Linked DNA regions of Homo sapiens: region 1 is linked to region 2. Evidence: read pairs that join two places in POLR2A ChIA-PET (ENCODE). Cell type or tissue: Caco-2. All regions are shown on one strand. Each heading gives the region's core, and the rest is flanking DNA. Links, peaks and the distances in the headings are about the cores only.

What was found. Peaks named below come from ENCODE experiments on the same cell type or tissue, not always from the same donor. Only the 100,000 strongest peaks of a DNase experiment are listed, where the experiment ranks them.
Region 1: POLR2A ChIA-PET joins it to region 2 with 22 read pairs; 5 of 35 experiments call an interaction of 5 or more read pairs at or near these places.

The regions. Positions count from the first base shown.
Region 1 is chr2:130,123,675-130,136,285 of GRCh38, forward strand. It overlaps POTEF (POTE ankyrin domain family member F), which reads right to left and starts at 5,548. Exons shown (of 17, transcript NM_001099771.2): 1 at 5,398-5,548; 2 at 4,035-4,190. It also overlaps the pseudogene MED15P9. RefSeq lists an enhancer at 5,460-6,034. In Caco-2, for the core only: no CTCF peak of the experiment used is centred there; a DNase peak (open chromatin) is centred at 5,677; H3K4me3 peaks cover 1,333 bases.
Region 2 is chr2:131,204,018-131,216,628 of GRCh38, forward strand. It overlaps POTEE (POTE ankyrin domain family member E), which reads left to right and starts at 5,519. Exons shown (of 18, transcript NM_001083538.3): 1 at 5,519-5,802; 2 at 7,011-7,166. In Caco-2, for the core only: no CTCF peak of the experiment used is centred there; a DNase peak (open chromatin) is centred at 5,754; H3K4me3 peaks cover 726 bases.

The DNA.
Region 1 (12,611 bases), core at 1,736-9,735, 1.1 Mb before region 2:
ATTAAAAATACTTGAGATAGCATTGCTACATAAATGCTATGTAAATGCTGAAGAAAGTAAAAATGTCATTCCCTACATTTGCTAAATATATTGTGACACATTATAAGCATTTTTAAAATATATCACTAATGGTTGGGTCAAGTCAGCAAAAATGATTCTAAGTATTTAATTGTGGAAAAATTTAGTACAGGGGATAGTATTCATGTGATGGAAGGATTTTAAATGGAACCCAGAGATTAGCAGCAGCAGTAAGTTTTAATTGCATACCAGGTGCAGAGTCTAGGATACAAGACAGAACTGCAGATAAAATCTGACTCCTTCCAGCATAGCTAGGAGACATGGCTAACTCCACCTGTCCGGAGACCTTACCTAGAAATCTAACGGCTCCAAACCAGGTAAACAAAACTATTTTCCAAAGTCAAAGCATCAATTTATGACATTAAAGCACTTCTAAAACTTAACCTCTGACTTAAGTTAGACCAAATGGATAAATTTTGAAGATATTTTTATTTTACCACTGACTTTAACACCATCTTTATTTCCCAAAGATTACTGAAGTCACATGAAATAAAAGGCATTAGAGCTTCTATTTTTCTTACAAAATATTTAAGAGCTTTCATTTTCTTTTAAGCCGAGCCATTATATATACATCACATACACAACACTTCTAGACAAGAAAAGATCTAGCAGTTGTTCAGTTTTTCTTTCCCACTTTATGAATCATAACACAACTTCCACAGACTATCTACAACATGATTAAATTTATCTGACCTGTCCTGTATTTCCCTCTTTTGTAATTAGTCATTCTACTTTAGGACAACAATTTGCCATATAAGATCCTCTCTCATATAACATTTCTTTCCTTCATAACATTTCTTACAATAAATACATCTTCATATCCACAATTTTCTTTAGATCTCTCTCCCCTACTAATTTCTGATGCCCATCCAAACCAAAAAGGTCAGACAACGCAAGGCAAAACAGAGCAGAGCCTTAGATTTTTGAGAGGGACCTGTCTGCTTAAAGTTCTTGGGGTTCCATGAGGAAAACAGAGGTTTCTCCTAAAATGGGGTTTGTGGAACCTTCTGTTTTTCCTTAAGGAGTCCCAGGTTGTCAGAAATTACCTTAGATCCTCTCATGTGGGCATCAAGAGTGGCAACAAGAGAGACTGGGGTAATAATTCAGACAACTGAGCAGAAAAAGAAAAACTTACTACTGTCCCCACTGTAATGATGGATAAACTGAGGCACCATGCAGTTCAAAAATTCATGTTCACATAATTAGGATCCACAGCTCACTCTCTTAAATAATTTTGCCACCTCTATGCCCAGTCACTGATGCACCTGTATGGTAGCTCATGGCCCCCTTGGAACTTAGAACCTGGGTTTCATTCCTGCTCTACGGCTATATAATTCAACAATTTTCCTTTGAATTTGTTGGACTCTAACCCTGTATATCTCAAATTTTATTAGTATTACTGAATCTTAAAGGGAGCTGTGACGTCTTTAGTCTTTAGAAATATTAAACCTATAAACAAGGACTATATGAGGTTAAACAGTATTCAAATTTCTATATGCTTTAAAACATGGACACAATGTATTGAGAAACACACCTACAAAACTGCACCCCATCAACTCTGGACAAAAATTTAGATATTATCTCTTCAATATAACCTATCTAGTGGTATTTATACATATTCTTCCATGTATCAACGGTATATTACATGCTCATAACCTTAAAAATAACAAGTGTTCAAATTATAGGCCTTACACATTTCTACGGGCTTGAAAAATGATACAATATAGATTGTCTTTAAAGCAGTCAAGAAAATGCATAAACTTCTAGAGGAATCAGTAAAATAAAGATAAAAAGTTCACACCTAAAGTAGTAATACTAGGAATAAAAGAGGGCTCGACACTGCAGGTTCTTAGATACAAAAGTTAATAAAGCCTTGTTTTTGGTTGTGAATCTTTGCCTTAAAATACACACAGCTGACCGAGGTGGGTGGATCACCTGAGGTCAGGTGTTCTAGGCCAGCCTGGCCAACAGGGTGAAACCCCATCTCTACTAAAAATACAAAAAGTAGCCGGGCGTGGTGGCAGGCACCTATAATCCCAGCTACTCAGGGGGCCAAGGCAGGAGAACTGCTTTCACCCAGGAGGCAGGGGTTGCAGTGAGCCAAGATCGGGCCATCGTACTACAGCCTGGGGGACAAGAGCGAGACTTCATCTCAAAAAAAAAAAAAATTACACACAATTCTCCCGACTTCCTTTTTCTCTTGCAAAGAGGTGGTGATGAACCAGGTTTGCTCAGGCAGATGACAATACTCTTGAAAATGGTGGCAGAGAGCCAGGCGTGGTGGCTCACACCTCCAATCCCAGCACTTTGGGAAGCTGAGACAGGTGGATCACTTGAAGTCGGGAGTTCAAGACCAGCCTGACCAACATAGAGAAAACCCATCTCTATTAAAAACACAAAGTTAGCTGGGCATGGTGGCACATGCCTGCAATCCCAGTTACTCAGGAGGCTGAGGCAGGAGACTTGCTTGAACCCAGGAAGCGGAGGTTGCAGTGAGCCGAGATCGCCCCATTGCACTCCAGCCTGGGCAACAAGAGCAAAACTCCATCTCAAAAAAAAAAAAAAAAAAAAAGAAAGAAAACAAAGGAAATGGTGGCAGAGAAAATGAAGGCAATACAGTTCACTTAATAATCTCATAAATTAGAACTTACCCCGTGACTCCTGCATAGCTCCAAATATGTGAGAGAGATGAAATGGCTGTTTGCCACCAATATTTTTATGTGATGCTTCATTTTTTGATTCTCTGAATAACTACTTACAACGCATTAGCCCATTTATGCCAGAGGCTGCAATTTTTTGAATTTTTGCACGAGTGAAAAATCAAACCTTCTAATGACCTTGAGCAGTAGGATGTAATTAACTCCCTCATGCTTACCATTCCAATAATGGAACACTAGGCATAAGTGGTTTAACACAATCGTGAAAGCATAGCTATTCAAGTAACTAATTATACAACTGATTTTTTTCCTCATCCCTAAAACATAGTAAAGGACCAGTTATTTTAAAAATACAACACAGTGACAATTTTGGCTTGTTGTTTGTTAAGGCCATTGCTTGGCATAAAGAAAACAAAAAGAGGAGGAGAAACAAGAATAGAAACATGAAATAGAAGCAGCAGCAAAAGAAAATGAAGAGGAACAAGAAGATGAGAAGAATACACAGACTAGAATAAGCAAAAAGAACAGGTGCAGGAATTAGAAGGCCTATTATGACACCTTTTATCCCCTCCCCAATTCACAAAATTTGAAAAAGTCCAAGACCATCACAACAAAAAAGAAGGAAAAAATGGCCGGGAGTGGTGGCTCACGCCTATAATCCTAGCACTTTGGGAGGCCAAGGTGGGTGGATCATGAGGTCAGGTGATCTAGACCATCCTGGCTAACACTGTGAAACCCCATCTCTACTAAAAATACAAAAATAAAATTGGCTGGGCGTGGTGGCAGGCGCCTGTAGTCCCAGCTACTAGGGAGGCTGAGGCAGGAGGATGGTGTGAACCCAGGAAGCAGAGCTTGCAGTGAGCCGAGATCACACCACGGCACTCCAGCCTGGGCAAAAGAGCGAGACTCTGTCTCAAAAAAAAAAAAAAAAAAAAAAAAAAAGCCACACACACACACACACAGTCACCCCCTAAATTTTGTTAAGAATGAGACAATGCTGCCACTCATGCCTGGCTCAGAAGGAGGCCACCCTCCAGAGATTGCAAGAGAAGGGGGAGGACTCCTTTCCCTAAGTGCACCTCCACCACTGCCACCGAGGCCCATGGTACAGCACCAGCAGGTTCGTCCCCACCCCAGGTCGGACTGGGCCCTGCAGTGCTCCTACTCCCCCTTCCCAGTCCCCAGACTTTCTGCCACTACCACCACTAGCACCAATGCCAATACAATTGCTGTCGCCATCAATGCAGCAGCCCACCCTACAAGGTTCCTACCACCTTGCCCCCGCGGGCACCCTCCTACCACTCCTGTCGAGCTGCAGTCTCCGTGGCTGCCATCAGTCACACGAGGCGAGCTGCAGAGTCACGCCACATGCAGGCTCCAGCGTACCACAGGTGATTCCTTCTCCTCCTCCTCCAGCCTGGCTTGGAGCAGCTAGACGGGCAAAGCCAGAAAAGCCTAGAATGGGATGCAGGGAGTGGTAACGTTAGAGCCTCACCTTGTCATGCTGGCCACTGGGTGGCAGGGACCAGCTTCAGCTAAGGCACTCAGACCCACCCACCGAAGTCCAGCCTCTCTTTCTGGCAAAAGGTGGCCAGGAACTGGGGCGGGTGTGAGTGCCTATGCTGAAACCACCCCCATCCAGGTGCAACTGGCCAGAAATTGCTGGGCCCACCAGGGCTGCACTCCTTGGGGAGCAGGAGTAGGAGAAACTCAGACCCAGCCAGCCCTCCCCACTCAACTGCTGGTTCCCATTCCTGACACCTCCACCCACAGTGCCCTGTTCCCACAGTCCCCCGCGATGCCCACTAATCCCCACCCGGTAGTCCCAGGTGGTCTCCCCAACACAGAGCATGGGGTGTGGGCGGGAGGTGCAGGCCGGAGAACCGCAGTGGGTGTGGGGGCCCTGCCCTGCTCAAGATTGCACCAGGAGGAACTCTGGAGTCTGGAAAAGAGAAGAGTCACCCGAAGGAGCAAGGAGACCATGGCTGTTGCTGTCCCCACCACCTCTGCAGCCGACCAACACCACTGGCAGTATAGCCCCCATAGCAACCCTAACCTGACCCCTGCCGCCGGCAGTGTAGCCCCCGGACAGCACACCCACCACACCCTGTGCCAGTTGCAGGCAGTGTAACCCCAATACCCCCCCCAACCACCCCCTCCACAGGCAGTGTAGCACCCGATAGTGCCCACAACCTGACCCAGCCACAGGTGTTGCTGCACAAGACAATGCCTCAAAATCGCCGCCCCCACCCCACCACAGGTAGCGCAGCTCCTGATAGCGCACCCTGAGTAAGGGCAGTGCAGCACCCGACAACACTCCTAAACCACCCCCCGCTGCCAGCATTGTAGCTCCAAATAACCACCAAAACCACTCCCTGCCCCGGGCAGTGCAGCAGAAAATAGTGCCCCTAACCCCTCCCCCGCCACCGGCAGTACACGTTAGTGCACACAACCTGCCTCCCCCCCATCACCCCCGCCACCACGGGCAGTGTAGCCCCGGACAGCCAGCCAAAACCGCCCCCCTCCACCGCCAGCAATGCAACCTCGGAGAGTGCCCCCAACCAGCCCCCTGACACAGGCAGTGCAGCCTCGGGTAGTGAGCCCCAATAGGACACCCAACCCCTGCCCCCACAGGCGGGCAGTACATCCCCGGATAACTCACCTACACCAGGACATTTCTACCACTCTGGCCGAGCTGCAGTGTCCCACGTCACCACCAAACACAGCAAGGCGAGCCCCAGGGGCTCAGGCTCCAGCCTCCAGCATGCCGCTCCCTTCTACTCGTCTTCCTGCCTGGCAGGAGAAGCTCCCGCTACTGGTTGCCCTCCTACCACTGTCGACACCACCAACTGCAGTGAGCCAGTGTCCGAGGCTCCAGCCAGAAACAGGTAGCAGCCATGCCGGATACCAAACGCCCACACTTAAGAGCCTGAAATGACCTGACGCCACCTCCGCATGCTTTACCTACTGAGGTTACGCACATGTGGTTCCCAGACTACATGTTCTGATTGGATGAGAGAAAAACCTCTAGGCCTACTCTGATTGGACTTTATTTTCATGCTGTGATTGGTTGTCTTAAGACTGGCTCTCATCCAATCAGAACATGATAATAAAGTCCAATCCAAGTAACCCTGGAGGGTTTTTCTCATCCAATCAGAACATGCAGTCAGGAATCCTCCTGTATATAATCTCGGTATATGACTGCTGCTGAAGGGAAGTCAGGCTCTTCCACGTTCCCGTATTTTCCTGTGGAGCTGCTCAGTGCCCGGCTTAGAGGACCAGGAATGGGTAATCACCAGCCGTACGCTGGAGGCTGGAGCCGCTACACCGTGGCTCGCCTCGCTGCGACTGGTGGTAACCGCGACCGAGACGGCAGTGCGGCGGAAGCGGTAAGAGGAGGAAAAGAGTTTTGGGATAGATGGAGGGGGTAAAGAGGGTGGTTAGTGCCAAAGGGAAAAGAGGATAGTGAGCAGGAGAGCGCGTTGCAAAAAGGCGGTGGGGAAAAGATAGTGGGAAAAAAAGTTTTTGGGTAGATGGAGGGAGAAAAACGGGGTGGGGAGCGGGAGGGAGGGAAGGTTTTGCAGAAAGATGGTGGGTAAAATGTTTATGGGTAGATGGAGGAGGAAAAGAGGGTGGCAAGGGAGGAGGAAAGAGAGGGTGGTGGGGGGGAGAAACAGCGTTGAGCAGTAGGGAGAGAAGGTTTTGTGAAAAGACAGTGGGGAGAAAAGGTTTTGGGTAGATAGAGGGGGAAAAGAGGGTAACAGGTGGGGGAAGGGAAAAGGGTAGCCAGCGGGAGGAAGACAAGGTTTTGCAAAAAGATAGTGGGCAGGAAAGAAAGACGGTGGAGAAAGAAAAGACAGTGGGTAAAAAGTGTTTGGGTAGATGGTGGGGGGAAAGAGGGTAACGAGGAGGAGGAAAGAGGGTGACGAGAGGGAGCAGGGAAAGAGAGTTGGGAAAAAAATGGGAAAATAGTTTGGGGTAGATGGAAGGCAAAAAAGAGAGTGGCAAGCAGGATAGGGCAAAGAAGAGGACGAGTGGGAAGGGGGGAAGACTGTGAAAAGACAGTAGGGAATATTCTGGGGGGTGGATGGAGGGGGAAAAGGGGAGGTGAGCAGGAGTGGGGAGAAGGCTTTGCGAAAAGACTATGGTGAAATGTTTTTGGGTAGAGAAGGGAAAGAGGGTGGCAAGGAGGAGCGGGGGAAAAGACGATGAGGAAAACAGTTTTCGGGTAGATGAAGGGCGAAAAAGTGGTGAGCAGCAGGAGTGAGGAGAAGGGTTTGGGAAAAGACGGGAGAAAATGTTTTTGCTTAGATGAAGGAGCAAAAGAGGGTGATGAGAGTGGGATGGGGGAAAAGAAGGTGGCCAGGGAGAAAGGGAAAAGACGGTGGGAAAAACAGTGGGGAAAGTGGGTAAGTGGATGGGGAAAAGGGTGGTGAGTGAGAGAGCAGAGAAGGCTTTGCGAAATGACGGTGGGGAAAAATGGTGGGGAAAAAGTTTTGGGGTAGATGGAGGAAGAAAACAGGTGGCGAGGGGGAGGAGGCCAAAGGCGGTCGGGAAAAGAAGGTGGGAAAATAATGGTGGGAGACAAAGATTTGGGGTAGATTTTTTTTTAATCAGATTATTTGTATTTTTGCTTTTGAGTAGTTATTTATATATTTTGTGTATTAGCCCCTTGGCTGATGCATAGTTTGCAAATACTTTCTTCCATTCTCTGGGTTGTTTCTTCGTTCTACTGATTTCTTCCTGTGCTTTGCAGAAGCTTTTAAGTTTTATGTAATTACATCTTTGCTTTTGTTGCTTGTGCTTTTGACAAGTTTAATGTAATTACATCTTTGCTTTTGTTGCTTGTGCTTTTGATGTCTATTTGAAAATTCCTTGTCCTAACCAGTTTCATGAAGGATTTATCCTATGTTTTCTTCTCTAGTAGTTTTATAGTTTCAGGTCCTACATTTAAATCTTTATTTTGAGTAGATTTTTGTATATGGTAAGATAACGGCCTAGATGTATTCCTGTACATGTGGGTGTTGAGTTATCCTAGCAGTTTATTGAAGAGATTGTCCTTCCCGAATGTGTGTTCTTGGTGCCTTTGTTAAAAATGAGTACGCCATAAATGGGTGAATTTATTTCTGATTTCTCTATTCTGTTTCACTTGTCTATGTCTGTCATTCCTTCGTTTCTGTTTCTCCCCCGCCCCTTTTTTTGATAGTATTATGCTGTTTTGGTATTACCATGCTTACTACAGATTTGTAGTATGTTTTGAAGTCAGGTGTGATGCCTCCAGCTTTTCTTTTTATTCCAGATTCTTTTGTCTATCTGAGGTATTTTGCGTTTCCATGTGAATTTTAGGATTTTTTTTTTCTATTTCTATGAAGAATGTCTTTTGTAATTTAACATGGATTGCATTGACTCTCTAGATCACATTGGGTGATATAGACATTTTAACAATATTCTTCTAGTGCATGGACATGGGATATCTTTCCATTTACTTGTGTCTGCTTTAATAGCTTTCATCTGTGTTTTAGAGTTTCCATTGTGGGATCTTTTGTCTTTTTGGTTAAGTTTATCCCTAGATATAATTTTTTTGGTAATGAAATAGCTTTCTTGATTTCTTTCTTAGGTATTTCACTATTGGTGCATGGGCGTGCTACTGATTTTTATATGTTGATATTGTATCTTGCAACTTGACTAAATTATTTCTAGTAGGTGATTTTGTGGAATCTTTAGGGTTCTCTCTTTCTCTGTGTATATATATGATCATGTCACCTGCAAACAAACAGTTTGACTTCCTTTTTTCCAATTTGGATGCCTTTTATTGCATTCTCTTGTCTAATTGCCCCACTTAGGACTTCCAGTACTATGATGAATAAAAGTGGCGTAAAAGTAGCCACACTTGTTCCAGGCCTTAGAGGAAGAGTTTAAACATTTCCCCATTGATTATGATGTTAGCTGTGGGTTTGTCATATATGGCCTTTATTGCGCTGAGATATGTTCCTTCTGTACTCATGTTGTCCAGTTTTTGTCATGAAGGAATGTTGATTTTTATTTTTTTCAGCATCTACTGAAATGATTATATGGTTTTTGTTCTTGATTCGCTGAATGTGATGTCGCACATTTATTTGTGTTTTATTGAATCATCCTCATATTCCTGGGATGAATCCCACTTGATCATGGCAGATCATCTTTTTATTGTGTTGTCAAGTGCAATTTTCAAGTATTTTGCTGAAAATTTTTTTGCATCTGTGTTCATCAGGGATATTTAAAATGCCTGTGGTTTTCTTTTTGTGTTGTTTCCTGGTCTGGTTTTTGTACCATGTACCAGGGTCATGCTGTCCTCATAGAACAAGTTTCGAAGACTTCCTTTCTCTTCATTTTTTGGGGAATATTTTGAGTAAAATTCGTATTAACTCTTTAAAAAACGTTTGGTAGAATTCAGCAATAAAGCCATGATTCTTGTGTTTTTGTTTGATGGAAGACTTTTTATTACTGCTTTAATTACATTACTCATTATGGATCTTGTTCCGGTTTTTTGTTTATCATTCTATCTTGGGAATTTGTTATGTGTCCAGAAATTTATCACTTCTCCTAGATTTTCCAACTTGTTTTTATATAGGTGTTTTTAGTAATCTCTTACAATCCTTCATATTTCTGTGTTATCCATTGTAATGTCTCCTTTTTCATCTATCATTTTGTTTTGTTTTTCTTTTCCTTAGTCTAGTTAAAGCTTGTCAGTTTTGATTTTTTTCTAAAAAATCCAGCTCTTTGTTCCATTGACTTTTTGTATTTTTTGTTTCTATTTTTAAAATTTCTTCTCTAATCTTTATGATATTTTTTGTGCTAATTTTAGTATTTTATTTTTCTCGTTTTTCTCATTACTTCAGGTGTACTGTCAGGTTGGCTATTTGAGATCTTTCTATTTTCTCTGATGTAGGCATTTATAGCTATGCCCTTTTCCTCTTACAACTGCTTTTGCTGCATCCCACAGGATTTGTTATGTTGTGTTTCTTTTTTCAATAAATTTTTAATTTTCTTTTTATTTTTTCATTTATTTATTGGTTGTTCATGAGCATGTATTTTAATTTCCATGTATTTGTACAGTTTTTCCTCCTGTTATTGATTTCTAGTACTATTCCACTGTGGTCAGAAAAGATACTCGATATGATTTCAGTTTTGTTTTGTTTTGTTTTTTTTGAGACGGAGTCTCGCTCTGTCGCCTAGGCTGGAGTGCAGTGGCGCGATCTTGGCTCACGCAAGCTCCACCTCCCGGGTTCACGGCATTCTACTGCCTCAGCCTCCCCAGCAGCTAGGACTACAGGCGCACGCCGCCACGCCCAGCTAATTTTTGTATTTTTAGTAGAGATGGGGTTTCACTGTGTTAGCCAGGATGGTCTCTGTCTCCTGACCTTGTGATCCGCCCCCCTCGGCCTCCCAAAGTCCTGGGATTACAGGCATGAGCCACCGTGCCCGGCCATGATTTCAGTTTTTAAAAATGTGTTGTGACTTGTTTTTTGGCCTAATGCATAGTCTTTTGTGGATAATAATCCATATTCTATTCAGTGGAATGTGCATTATGCAGTTGCGGAGTGGAAAGCTGTGCAAATGTTAGGTCTATTCGGTATAGAGTACAGTTTAACTGATGATGTTTTGTTGTCTGGATGATCTGTCCATTGACGATAGTGGGGTGTTGATTATAGCGAAGCATTGAGGCATTCTGTTATTGTATTGCAGTCTATCCTTTAAGGTCTGTTAATATTTGCTTCTGTGTTTAGTTGCTTGAGTGCTGGTTGCATATACACTTATAATTGTTATGCTGCTGTTTACTTTTTCTCATTATATAATTATCTTCATTTTTTTCTTTTTTTGACTGAAAGTCTATATAATCTAAGTAGAGCTACTCCTGCTTTTTTTGTTTCCACAGGTGTGCGATATTATTTATCATGTCTTCACTTTCAGTCTATGTATGTCTATAGGTGAACTGAGTTTCTTGTAGGCAGTATATAATTGGGTCTTGTCTTTTAATTCATTCAGCCACTCTGTCTTAATTGGAGAATTTAATTCATTTATATTCAAGGTTATTATTAACAGGTAAAAACATACTACTGCCATTTTTTACTTGTTTTCTGGTTGTTTTGCTATTCTCTCTTTTTTCTTTTGTTCTTTCTCTCTTCCTTCCTCTTTCTCTTCTCTCTGATCTCTCTCTTTCTTTCTTTTCTTTCCTCCTTCCCTTCCTTCCTGTCTTTATTTGTAGTGAGATAATTTTTTCTGGTAGTGTGTTTCAATTGCTTGCTTTTCATTTTTAGGGTGTCTATTATTGATTTTTGTTTTCTGGTTACCATGAGGCTAAACAACATAATTATATCAAGTTATTTTAAACTGAAGAAAACTTAACTTTGATTTGTCCCAGCTACTCCGGAGACTCAGGTGGGAGGATTGCTTGACCCTGGGAGGCTGAGGTTACAGTGAGTTGAGATCGCGCCACTGCGAATATAAATAAATAAATAAACAAACAATAGCTTATAATGAATTCTGATTGTAAATTTTGAGATGATGATTGATAAGGTATAAAGAAGAAAGTGAAAATCATTCATAATCTCATTACTCAACTACTCCTAATGTTTTGGTACATATGCTTCCTAATTCATAACTCACTCTCTCTCTCTCTCTCTCTCTCTCTCTCTCTGTCTCTCTCTGTCTCTCTCTCTCACACACACACTCACACACACGTACACATAAAATAGATACATTTTATACACAGATACAATTTTATTGTAACATTTTAAGAAAAACAGCTTTGTAATTTTTTATTTAAAAATATTGGCCTGGCGCGGTGGCTCATGCCTGTAATCATAGCATTATGGGAGGCTGAGGCGGGCAGATCATGAGGTCAGGAGATCGAGACCATCCTGGCTAACATGGTGAAACCCCGTCTCTACTAAAAATACAAAAAAGAAATGAGCCGGGCGTGGTGGCGGGCGCCTGTAGTCCCAGCTACTTGGGAGGCTGAGGTAGGAGAATGGCGTGAACCCGGGAGGTGGAGCTTGCAGTGAGCTGAGATGGCACCACTGGACTCCAGCCTGGGCGACAGAGTGAGACTCCATCTCAAAAAAAAAAAAGAAAACTCAAGAATGACATGGCAGTGGTGAGTGGGATCCTGGGCATCCCTGGGGGAATTGGGGCTCCCCCAAGAGCTCCTGGGAGCACCACTGGGAGGGGCCTTCAAGGTTAGGGTGGCTGGGTAGGGGCTGGGCCTGACCTGAGACCCTGCCCACCAGGCCTCTTCCAGGCCAGGTTTGCTGTGCTGGGTGGGAACATGGGAGAAGTCACTCTCTGTCTGTGGCCCCCATCGGTGCCTCTGCCACCTGGCCCAGAGGGGGCAGGGACTCTGGGGAGGACAAAGCTGTGGGGGTAGGGAATATACCCAGGATCAGCCAACATTGTCTGCACAAGGGTGGAGGCTGAGAGAGAGGCCTCGGGAATCTGGCTGTGAGTGAGGACGGGCCTGGGGTGGGAAAGCCCCCTACATGGGGAACCCTTGGGTTCCGGGCTGCTGACCATGCCCATCCTGCTCCAGCCCACTGCCCCACTGCCCCCGGTGCCACTGACCAAACAGCAGTACCTATGCCAGCTGCTCCTGGATGCCATCCTGGCCAACATCCGCTCACCCTCTTCAACCATTCCCTGTACCGCATATTCATGCCAACCATGATTGCCATCCACAGCCCACCCATCACATACATCCAGCTGGGCTGGGCTTCGCAGAGGGTGGCTGCCTGGCCCTGGGCCATGTGTGCCCAGTGTGGTCACCATGGTGCCTCCCCAAGGCCCCAGTGGTATGCACCCAGAAGCACAGGCTTGAGGACGATGAGCAGCAGAGCATCC
Region 2 (12,611 bases), core at 1,653-9,652:
CAGTGGTGTGATCTCAACTCACTGTAACCTTGGCCTCCCAGGGTCAAGCAATCCTCCCACCTGAGCCTCCGGAGTAGCTGGGACAAATCAAAGTTAAGTTTTCTTCAGTTTAAAATAACTTGTTATAATTATGTTGTTTAGCCTCATGGTAACTGGAAAACAAAAATCAATAATAGACACCCTAAAAATGAAAAGCAAGCAATTAAAACACACTACCAGAAAAAATTACCTCACTACAAATAGACAGGAAGGAAGGGAAGGAGGAAAGAAAAGAAAGAAAGAGATCAGAGAGAAGAGAAAGAGGAAGGAAGGGAGAAAGAACAAAAGAAAAAAGAGGGAATAGCAAAACCACCAGAAAACAAGTAAAAAATGGCAGTAGTATGTTTTTACCCGTTAATAATAACCTTGAATATAAATGAATAAAATTCTCCAATTAAGACAGAGTGGCTGAATGGATTAAAAGACAAGACCCAATTATATACTGCCTACAAGAAACTCAGTTCACCTATAAACATACATAGACTGAAAGTGAAGACATGATAAATGATATCCCATACCAGTGGAAACAAAAAAAGCAGGAGTAGCTCTACTTAGATTATATAGACTTTCAGTCAAAAAAAGAAAAATATGAAGATAATTATATAATGAGAAAGAAGTAAACAGCAGAACAATTACAAGTGCATATGCAACCAGCACTCAAGCAACTAAATACAGTAGCAAATATTAACAGATCTTAAAGCGTAGACTGCAATACAGTAACAGAATGCCTCAATGCTCCGCTATAATCAACACCCCACTATCTTCAACGGACAGATCATCCAGACAACAAAACATCATCAGTTAAACTGTACTCTATACCGAATAGACCTAACATTTACACAGCTTTCCATTCCACAACTGCGCAATGCACATTCCACTGAATAGCATACGGATTATTCTCCACAACAGACTATGCGTTAGGCCAAAAAACAAGTCACAACACATTTTTAAAAACTGAAATCATGGCCAGGCGCGGTGGCTCATGCCTGTAATCCCAGCACTTTGAGAGGCTGGGGTGGGGGGCGGATCACAAGGTCAGGAGACAGAGATCATCCTGGCTAACACAGTGAAACCCTGTCTCTACTAAAAATACAAAAATTAGCTGGGCGTGGCGGTGTGCGCCTGTAGTCCTAGCTGCTGGGGAGGCTGAGGCAGTAGAATGCCGTGAACCCGGGAGGTGGAGCTTGCAGTGAGCCAAGATCGCGCCACTGCACTCCAGCCTGGGCGACAGAGCAAGGCTCTGTCTCAAAAAAAAAACAAAAAAAAAAACAAAACCTGAAATCATATCAAGTATCTTTTCTGACCACAGTGGAATAGTACTAGAAATCAATAACAGGAGGAAAAACTGTACAAATATATGGAAATTAAAATACATGCTCATGAACAACCAATAAATAAATGAAAAAAAAGAAAATTAAAAATTTATTGAAAAAATAATAGAAACACAACATAACAAATCCTGTGGGATGCAGCAAAAGCAGTTGTAAGAGGAAAAGGGCATAGCTATAAACACCTACATCAGAGAAGTAGAAAGATCTCAAATAGCCAACCTGACAGTACACCTGAAGTAGTGAGAAAAATGAGAAAAATAAAATGCTAAAATTAGTACAAAAATATCATAAAGATTAGAGAAGAAATTTTAAAAATAGAAACAAAAAATACAAAAAGTCAATGGAACAAAGAGCTGGATTTTTTAGAAAAAAATCAAAACTGACAAGCTTTAACTAGACTAAGGAAAAGAAAAAGAAAAAATCATAGATGAAAAATGAGACATTGCAAGTGATAACACAGAAATATGAAGGATTGTAAGAGATTACTAAAAACACCTATATAAAAACAAGTTGGAAAATCTAGGAGAAGTGATAAATTTCTGGACACATAACAAATTCCCAAGATAGAATGATAAACAAAAAACCGGAACAGATCAATAATGAGTAATATAATTAAAGCAGTAATAAAAAGTCTTCCGTCAAACAAAAACACAAGAATCATGGTTTTACTGCTGAATTCTACCAAACATTTTTAAAAGAGCTAATACCAATTTTACTCAAAATATTCCCCAAAAAGTGAAGAGAAAGGAAGTCTTCGAAACTTGTTCTATGAGGACAGCATGATCCTGGTACAAAAACCAGACCAGGAAACAACACAAAAAGAAAGCCACAGGCATTTTAAATATCCCTGATAAACACAGATGCAAAAAAATCCTCAGCAAAATACTTGAAAATTGCACTTGACAACACAATAAAAAGATGATCTGCCATGATCAAGTGGGATTCATCCCAGGAATATGAGGATGATTCAATAAAACACAAATAAATAAATGTACGACATCACATTCAGCGAATCAGGAACAAAAACCATATAATCATTTCAGTAGATGCTGAAAAAAATAAAAATCAACATTCCTTCATGGCAAAAACTGAACAACATGAGTACAGAAGGAACATAGCGCAATAAAGGCCATATATGATAAACCCACAGCTAACATCATAATCAATGGGGAAAGGTTAAAACTCTTCCTCTAAGGCCTGGAACGAGTGTGGCTACTTTTACACCACTTTTATTCATCATAGTACTGGAAGTCCTAGGTAGCGCAATTAGACAAGAGAATGCAATAAAAGGCATCCAAATTGGAAAAAAGGAAGTCAAACTGTCTCTGTTTGCAGGTGACATGATCATATATATATACATAGAGAAAGAGAGAACCCTAAAGATTCCACAAAATCACCTACAGGAAATAATTTAGTCAAGTTGCAAGATACAATATCAGCACACCCATGCACCAATAGTGAAATACCTAAGAAGGAAATCAAGAAAGCTATTTCATTACCAAAAAAATTATATCTAGGGATAAACTTAACCAAAAAGACAAAAGATCCCACAATGGAAACTCTAAAACACAGATGAAAGCTATTAAAGCAGACACAAGTAAATGGAAAGATATCCCATGTCCATGCACTAGAAGAATATTGTTAAAATGTCTATATCACCCAATGTGATCTAGAGAGTCAATGCAATCCATGTTAAATTACAAAAGACATTCTTCATAGAAATAGGAAAAAAAAATCCTAAAATTCACATGGAAACGCAAAATACCTCAGATAGACAAAAGAATCTGGAATAAAAAGAAAAGCTGGAGGCATCACACCTGACTTCAAAACATACTACAAATCTGTAGTAAGCATGGTAATACCAAAACAGCATAATACTATCAAAAAAAGGGGCGGGGGAGAAACAGAAACGAAGGAATGACAGACATAGACAAGTGAAACAGAATAGAGAAATCAGAAATAAATTCACACATTTATGGCGTACTCATTTTTAACAAAGGCACCAAGAACACACATTCGGGAAGGACAATCTCTTCAATAAACTGCTAGGATAACTCAACACCCACATGTGCAGGAATACATCTAGGCCGTTATCTTACCATATACAAAAATCTGCTCAAAATAAAGATTTAAATGTAGGACCTGAAACTATAAAACTACTAGAGAAGAAAACATAGGATAAATGCTTCATGAAACTGGTTAGGACAAGGAATTTTCAAATAGACATCAAAAGCACAAGCAACAAAAGCAAAGATGTAATTACATTAAACTTGTCAAAAGCACAAGCAACAAAAGCAAAGATGTAATTACATAAAACTTAAAAGCTTCTGCAAAGCACAGGAAGAAATCAGTAGAACGAAGAAACAACCCAGAGAATGGAAGAAAGTATTTGCAAACTATGCATCAGCCAAGGGGCTAATACACAAAATATATAAATAACTACTCAAAAGCAAAAATACAAATAATTTGATTAAAAAAAAATCTACCCCAAATCTTTGTCTCCCACCATTATTTTCCCACCTTCTTTTCCCGACCGCCTTTGGCCTCCTCCCCCTCGCCACCCGTTTTCTTCCTCCATCTACCCCAAAACTTTTTCCCCACCATTTTTCCCTACCGTCATTTCGCAAAGCCTTCTCTGCTCTCTCACTCACCACCCTTTTCCCCATCCACTTACCCACTTTCCCCACTGTTTTTTCCCACCGTCTTTTCCCTTTCTCCCTGGCCACCTTCTTTTCCCCCATCCCACTCTCATCACCCTCTTTTGCTCCTTCATCTAAGCAAAAACATTTTCTCCCGTCTTTTCCCAAACCCTTCTCCTCACTCCTGCTGCTCACCACTTTTTCGCCCTTCATCTACCCGAAAACTGTTTTCCTCATCGTCTTTTCCCCCGCTCCTCCTTGCCACCCTCTTTCCCTTCTCTACCCAAAAACATTTCCCCATAGTCTTTTCGCAAAGCCTTCTCCCCACTCCTGCTCACCTCCCCTTTTCCCCCTCCATCCACCCCCCAGAATATTCCCTACTGTCTTTTCACAGTCTTCCCCCCTTCCCACTCGTCCTCTTCTTTGCCCTATCCTGCTTGCCACTCTCTTTTTTGCCTTCCATCTACCCCAAACTATTTTCCCATTTTTTCCCCAACTCTCTTTCCCTGCTCCCTCTCGTCACCCTCTTTCCTCCTCCTCGTTACCCTCTTTCCCCCCACCATCTACCCAAACACTTTTTACCCACTGTCTTTTCTTTCTCCACCGTCTTTCTTTCCTGCCCACTATCTTTTTGCAAAACCTTGTCTTCCTCCCGCTGGCTACCCTTTTCCCTTCCCCCACCTGTTACCCTCTTTTCCCCCTCTATCTACCCAAAACCTTTTCTCCCCACTGTCTTTTCACAAAACCTTCTCTCTCTACTGCTCAACGCTGTTTCTCCCCCCCACCACCCTCTCTTTCCTCCTCCCTTGCCACCCTCTTTTCCTCCTCCATCTACCCATAAACATTTTACCCACCATCTTTCTGCAAAACCTTCCCTCCCTGCCGCTCCCCACCCCGTTTTTCTCCCTCCATCTACCCAAAAACTTTTTTTCCCACTATCTTTTCCCCACCGCCTTTTTGCAACGCGCTCTCCTGCTCACTATCCTCTCTTCCCTTTGGCACTAACCACCCTCTTTACCCCCTCCATCTATCCCAAAACTCTTTTCCTCCTCTTACCGCTTCCGCCGCACTGCCGTCTCGGTCGCGGTTACCACCAGTCGCAGCGAGGCGAGCCACGGTGTAGCGGCTCCAGCCTCCAGCGTACGGCTGGTGATTACCCATTCCTGGTCCTCTAAGCCGGGCACTGAGCAGCTCCACAGGAAAATACGGGAACGTGGAAGAGCCTGACTTCCCTTCAGCAGCAGGCGTATACCGCGGTTATATACAGGAGGATTCCTGACTGCATGTTCTGATTGGATGAGAAAAACCCTCCAGGGTTACTTGGATTGGACTTTATTATCATGTTCTGATTGGATGAGAGCCAGTCTTAAGACAACCAATCACAGCATGAAAATAAAGTCCAATCAGAGTAGGCCTAGAGGTTTTTCTCTCATCCAATCAGAACATGTAGTCTGGGAACCACATGTGCGTAACCTCAGTACGTAAAGCATGCGGAGGTGGCGTCAGGTCATTTCAGGCTCTTAAGTGTGGGCGTTTGGTAACCGGCATGGCTGCTACCTGTTTCTGGCTGGAGCCTCGGACACTGGCTCACTGCAGTTGGTGGTGTCCACAGAGCGGTAGGAGGGCAACTAGTAGCGGGAGCTTCTCCTGCCAGGCAGGAAGACGAGTAGAAGGGAGCAGCACCGACGCATGCTGGAGGCTGGAGCCTGAGCCCCTGGGGCTCGCCTTGCTGTGTTTGGTGGTGACGTGGGACACTGCAGCTCGGCCAGAGTGGTAGAAATGTCCTGGTGTAGGTGAGTTATCCGGGGATGTACTGCCCGCCTGTGGGGGCAGGGGTTGGGTGTCCTATTGGGGCTCACTGCCCGAGGCTGCACTGCCTGTGTCAGGGGGCTGGTTGGGGGCACTCTCCGAGGTTGCATTGCTGGCGGTGGAGGGGGGCGGTTTTGGCTGGCTGTCCGGGGCTACACTGCCCGTGGTGGCGGGGGTGGTGGGGGGGAGGCAGGTTGTGTGCACTAACGTGTACTGCCGGTGGCGGGGGAGGGGTTAGGGGCACTATTTTCTGCTGCACTGCCCGGGGCAGGGAGTGGTTTGGGTGGTTATTTGGAGCTACAATGCTGGCAGCGGGGGGTGGTTTAGGAGTGTTGTCGGGTGCTGCACTGCCCTTACTCAGGGTGCGCTATCAGGAGCTGCGCTACCTGTGGTGGGGTGGGGGCGGCGATTTTGGGGCACTGTCTTGTGCAGCAACACCTGTGGCTGGGTCAGGTTGTGGGCACTATCGGGTGCTACACTGCCTGTGGAAGGGGTGGTTGGGGGGGGGTATTGGGGTTACACTGCCTGCAACTGGCACAGGGTGTGTTGGGTGTGCTGTCCGGGGGCTACACTGCCGGCGGCAGGGGTCAGGTTAGGGTTGCTATGGGGGCTATACTGCCAGTGGTGTTGGTCGGCTGCAGAGGTGGTGGGGACAGCAACAGCCATGGTCTCCTTGCTCCTTCGGGTAACTCTTCTCTTTTCCAGACTCCAGAGTTCCTGCTCGTGCAATCTTGAGCAGGGCAGGGCCCCCACACCCACTGCGGTTCTCCGGCCTGCACCTCCCGCCCACACCCCATGCTCTGTGTTGGGGAGACCACCTGGGACTACCGGGTGGGGATTAGTGGGCATCGCGGGGGACTGTGGGAACAGGGCACTGTGGGTGGAGGTGTCAGGAACGGGAACCAGCAGTTGAGTGGGGAGGGCTGGCTGGGTCTGAGTTTCTCCTACTCCTGCTCCCCAAGGAGTGCAGCCCTGGTGGGCCCAGCAATTTCTGGCCAGTTGCACCTGGATGGGGGTGGTTTCAGCATAGGCACTCACACCCGCCCCAGTTCCTGGCCACCTTTTGCCAGAAAGAGAGGCTGGACTTCGGTGGGTGGGTGTGAGTGCCTTAGCTGAAGCTGGTCCCTGCCACCCAGTGGCCAGCATGACAAGGTGAGGCTCTAACGTTACCACTCCCTGCATCCCATTCTAGGCTTTTCTGGCTTTGCCGGTCTAGCTGCTCCAAGCCAGGCTGGAGGAGGAGGAGAAGGAATCACCTGTGGTACGCTGGAGCCTGCATGTGGCGTGACTCTGCAGCTCGCCTCGTGTGACTGATGGCAGCCACGGAGACTGCAGCTCGACAGGAGTGGTAGGAGGGTGCCCGCGGGGGCAAGGTGGTAGGAACCTTGTAGGGTGGGCTGCTGCATTGACGGCGACAGCAACTGTATTGGCATTGGTGCTAGTGGTGGTAGTGGCAGAAAGTCTGGGGACTGGGAAGGGGGAGTAGGAGCACTGCAGGGCCCAGTCCGACCTGGGGTGGGGAGGAACCTGCTGGTGCTGTACCATGGGCCTCGGTGGCAGTGGTGGAGGTGCACTTAGGGAAAGGAGTCCTCCCCCTTCTCTTGCAATCTCTGGAGGGTGGCCTCCTTCTGAGCCAGGCATGAGTGGCAGCATTGTCTCATTCTTAACAAAATTTAGGGGGTGACTGTGTGTGTGTGTGTGTGTGGCTTTTTTTTTTTTTTTTTTTTTTTTTTTTGAGACAGAGTCTCGCTCTTTTGCCCAGGCTGGAGTGCAGTGGTGCGATCTCGGCTCACTGCAAGCTCTGCTTCCTGGGTTCACCCCATCCTCCTGCCTCAGCCTCCCTAGTAGCTGGGACTACAGGCGCCTGCCACCACGCCCAGCCAATTTTATTTTTGTATTTTTAGTAGAGATGGGGTTTCACAGTGTTGGCCAGGATGGTCTAGATCACCTGACCTCATGATCCGCCCACCTTGGCCTCCCAAAGTGCTAGGATTATAGGCGTGAGCCACCACTCCCGGTCATTTTTTCCTTCTTTTTTGTTGTGATGGTCTTGGACTTTTTCAAATTTTGTGAATTGGGGAGGGGATAAAAGGTGTCATAATAGGCCTTCTAATTCCTGCACCTGTTCTTTTTGCTTTTTCTAGTCTGTGTATTCTTCTCATCTTCTTGTTCCTCTTCATTTTCTTTTGCTGCTGCTTCTATTTCATGTTTCTATTCTTGTTTCTCCTCCTCTTTTTGTTTTCTTTATGCCAAGCAATGGCCTTAACAAACAACAAGCCAAAATTGTCACTGTGTTGTATTTTTAAAATAACTGGTCCTTTACTATGTTTTAGGGATGAGGAAAAAAATCAGTTGTATAATTAGTTACTTGAATAGCTATGCTTTCATGATTGTGTTAAACCACTTATGCCTAGTGTTCCATTATTGGAATGGTAAGCATGAGGGAGTTAATTACATCCTACTGCTCAAGGTCATTAGAAGGTTTGATTTTTCACTCGTGCAAAAATTCAAAAAATTGCAGCCTCTGGCATAAATGGGCTAATGCGTTATAAGTAGTTATTCAGAGAATCAAAAAATGAAGCATCACATAAAAATATTGGTGGCAAACAGCCATTTCATCTCTCTCACATATTTGGAGCTATGCAGGAGTCACGGGGTAAGTTCTAATTTATGAGATTATTAAGTGAACTGTATTGCCTTCATTTTCTCTGCCACCATTTCCTTTGTTTTCTTTCTTTTTTTTTTTGAGATGGAGTTTTGCTCTTGTTGCCCAGGCTGGAGTGCAATGGGGCGATCTCGGCTCACTGCAACCTCCGCTTCCTGGGTTCAAGCAAGTCTCCTGCCTCAGCCTCCCGAGTAACTGGGATTGCAGGCATGTGCCACCATGCCCAGCTAACTTTGTGTTTTTAATAGAGATGGGTTTTCTCTATGTTGGTCAGGCTGGTCTTGAACTCCCGACTTCAAGTGATCCACCTGTCTCAGCTTCCCAAAGTGCTGGGATTGGAGGTGTGAGCCACCACGCCTGGCTCTCTGCCACCATTTTCAAGAGTATTGCCATCTGCCTGAGCAAACCTGGTTCATCACCACCTCTTTGCAAGAGAAAAAGGAAGTCGGGAGAATTGTGTGTAATTTTTTTTTTTTTGAGATGAAGTCTCGCTCTTGTCCCCCAGGCTGTAGTACGATGGCCCGATCTTGGCTCACTGCAACCCCTGCCTCCTGGGTGAAAGCAGTTCTCCTGCCTTGGCCCCCTGAGTAGCTGGGATTATAGGTGCCTGCCACCACGCCCGGCTAATTTTTGTATTTTTAGTAGAGATGGGGTTTCACCATGTTGGCCAGGCTGGCCTAGAACACCTGACCTCAGGTGATCCACCCACCTCGGTCGGCTGTGTGTATTTTAAGGCAAAGATTCACAACCAAAAACAAGGCTTTATTAACTTTTGTATCTAAGAACCTGCAGTGTCGAGCCCTCTTTTATTCCTAGTATTACTACTTTAGGTGTGAACTTTTTATCTTTATTTTACTGATTCCTCTAGAAGTTTATGCATTTTCTTGACTGCTTTAAAGACAATCTATATTGTATCATTTTTCAAGCCCGTAGAAATGTGTAAGGCCTATAATTTGAACACTTGTTATTTTTAAGGTTATGAGCATGTAATATACCATTGATACATGGAAGAATATGTATAAATACCACTAGATAGGTTATATTGAAGAGATAATATCTAAATTTTTGTCCAGAGTTGATGGGGTGCAGTTTTGTAGGTGTGTTTCTCAATACATTGTGTCCATGTTTTAAAGCATATAGAAATTTGAATACTGTTTAACCTCATATAGTCCTTGTTTATAGGTTTAATATTTCTAAAGACTAAAGACGTCACAGCTCCCTTTAAGATTCAGTAATACTAATAAAATTTGAGATATACAGGGTTAGAGTCCAACAAATTCAAAGGAAAATTGTTGAATTATATAGCCGTAGAGCAGGAATGAAACCCAGGTTCTAAGTTCCAAGGGGGCCATGAGCTACCATACAGGTGCATCAGTGACTGGGCATAGAGTTGGCAAAATTATTTAAGAGAGTGAGCTGTGGATCCTAATTATGTGAACATGAATTTTTGAACTGCATGGTGCCTCAGTTTATCCATCATTACAGTGGGGACAGTAGTAAGTTTTTCTTTTTCTGCTCAGTTGTCTGAATTATTACCCCAGTCTCTCTTGTTGCCACTCTTGATGCCCACATGAGAGGATCTAAGGTAATTTCTGACAACCTGGGACTCCTTAAGGAAAAACAGAAGGTTCCACAAACCCCATTTTAGGAGAAACCTCTGTTTTCCTCATGGAACCCCAAGAACTTTAAGCAGACAGGTCCCTCTCAAAAATCTAAGGCTCTCCTCTGTTTTGCCTTGCGTTGTCTGACCTTTTTGGTTTGGATGGGCATCAGAAATTAGTAGGGGAGAGAGATCTAAAGAAAATTGTGGATATGAAGATGTATTTATTATAAGAAATGTTATGAAGGAAAGAAATGTTATATGAGAGAGGATCTTATATGGCAAATTGTTGTCCTAAAGTAGAATGACTAATTACAAAAGAGGGAAATACAGGACAGGTCAGATAAATTTAATCATGTCGTAGATAGTCTGTGGAAGTTGTGTTATGGTTCATAAAGTGGGAAAGAAAAACTGAACAACTGCTAGATCTTTTCTTGTCTAGAAGTGTTGTGTATGTGATGTATATATAATGGCTCGGCTTAAAAGAAAATGAAAGCTCTTAAATATTTTGTAAGAAAAATAGAAGCTCTAATGCCTTTTATTTCATGTGACTTCAGTAATCTTTGGGAAATAAAGATGGTGTTAAAGTCAGTGGTAAAATAAAAATATCTTCAAAATTTATCCATTTGGTCTAATTTAAGTCAGAGGTTAAGTTTTAGAAGTGCTTTAATGTCATAAATTGATGCTTTGACTTTGGAAAATAGTTTTGTTTACCTGGTTTGGAGCCGTTAGATTTCTAGGTAAGGTCTCCGGACAGGTGGAGTTAGCCATGTCTCCTAGCTATGCTGGAAGGAGTCAGATTTTATCTGCAGTTCTGTCTTGTATCCTAGACTCTGCACCTGGTATGCAATTAAAACTTACTGCTGCTGCTAATCTCTGGGTTCCATTTAAAATCCTTCCATCACATGAATACTATCCCCTGTACTAAATTTTTCCACAATTAAATACTTAGAATCATTTTTGCTGACTTGACCCAACCATTAGTGATATATTTTAAAAATGCTTATAATGTGTCACAATATATTTAGCAAATGTAGGGAATGACATTTTTACTTTCTTCAGCATTTACATAGCATTTATGTAGCAATGCTATCTCAAGTATTTTTAATCATTTAAACGTTAGATAATAGATATGTTTTTGATTCCTTTTTTCTATGTAAATAAATATAATTATGAGATATTTAGTAAATAGTATCAATTGCATATGTCACTTACAGAATATACAATGCAATTAGGATTATTTTTATACACTACATCATATTTACTTGTTGGCTTTACAATAACTTAGAAATAGTATTCTGGATTAACTGTGTGACTCATGAGAGAGGGAGTTTGTGCAATTATAGTCTTTACAAATTTTTACTAGATTTTTCAAGACTTACGCTAGAACTTTGAGAACAAGGTAATAAATAAGCATATCTGTTAATATCACCTTTGGTCAACTCTTGGCTAGACCCAATGATAATGTAGGAATTAACATAATTTTTCTACTAAAGGTGTTGGATTTGTTCCGAGAGACCACAGTTCAAAGTCATTGACAAAGAAAGTTTAAAAATTGTTAGATTAAAACCTTTTAGTGTGTTTGAAATTGTTTTGTAGAAAAATATCCTGGTTTGCATTGATAGGTTTTTTTTTAAATAACAACTAGACCAAGAGAAAGGGAGAGTAGTGATAAATGTCCATGTTTTCGAGTTGAAAAGTAACAATCAGTGTATTACAACAGATGGATTTGATGTCAAATTACAAATGCTGAGAACGTTATATGTAACTGACTTGCCAGAGTAATTATACAAGGCAAAGAAAGGAAAGGCATCTAAATAGGAAGGGAAGGGGTGAGATTGTCTGTGTTTTAGACTCCACAAAAAACCCATTACAGCTGATAAACACTATATTCAATAAAGTTGAGAGTTACAAAATTAACATTGGTTTCCATACACCAATGACAAACTGTTATCTGAAAAATAAGGTAATTCCATTTATAATAGCAACAAAACAAATATATAAGTAAATCAAAGAGCAAGGAGTAATTTTAATGAAGGATGTGAACGATTTGTATACTGAAAATTATAGCACATTGATGAAAGAAATTGAAAGTGACAAATAGAAAAAGTCCTATATTTGTCAACTGAAAAAATTAATATTGTCAAAATTTCAATGCTACTCAAAGCATTCTACAGATTAAATGCAACCGCTGTCAAATTCCAATGTCATTCTTCACAGAAATAGAAAAATTAGTCCTAAAATCTGAATGGAACCACAAAAGATGCTGAAAAACCAAAGCAATCTTTAGCAAAAAGAACAAACCTGGAGGCATCAGACTACCTAATCTTTGACAAAGCAAACAAGAAAATGGGAAAGGACACCCTATTCAACATATGCTGCTGGTATAATTGGCAAGCCACATGCAGAAAAATGAAGCCGTTCTTCAAAGGTTAAATACAGAATTACCACATGACTCAGTAAATTCACTCCTATGTATACACCAAAAATAAATTAAAACAAATGCCTTACACATAAAGGTATTTATA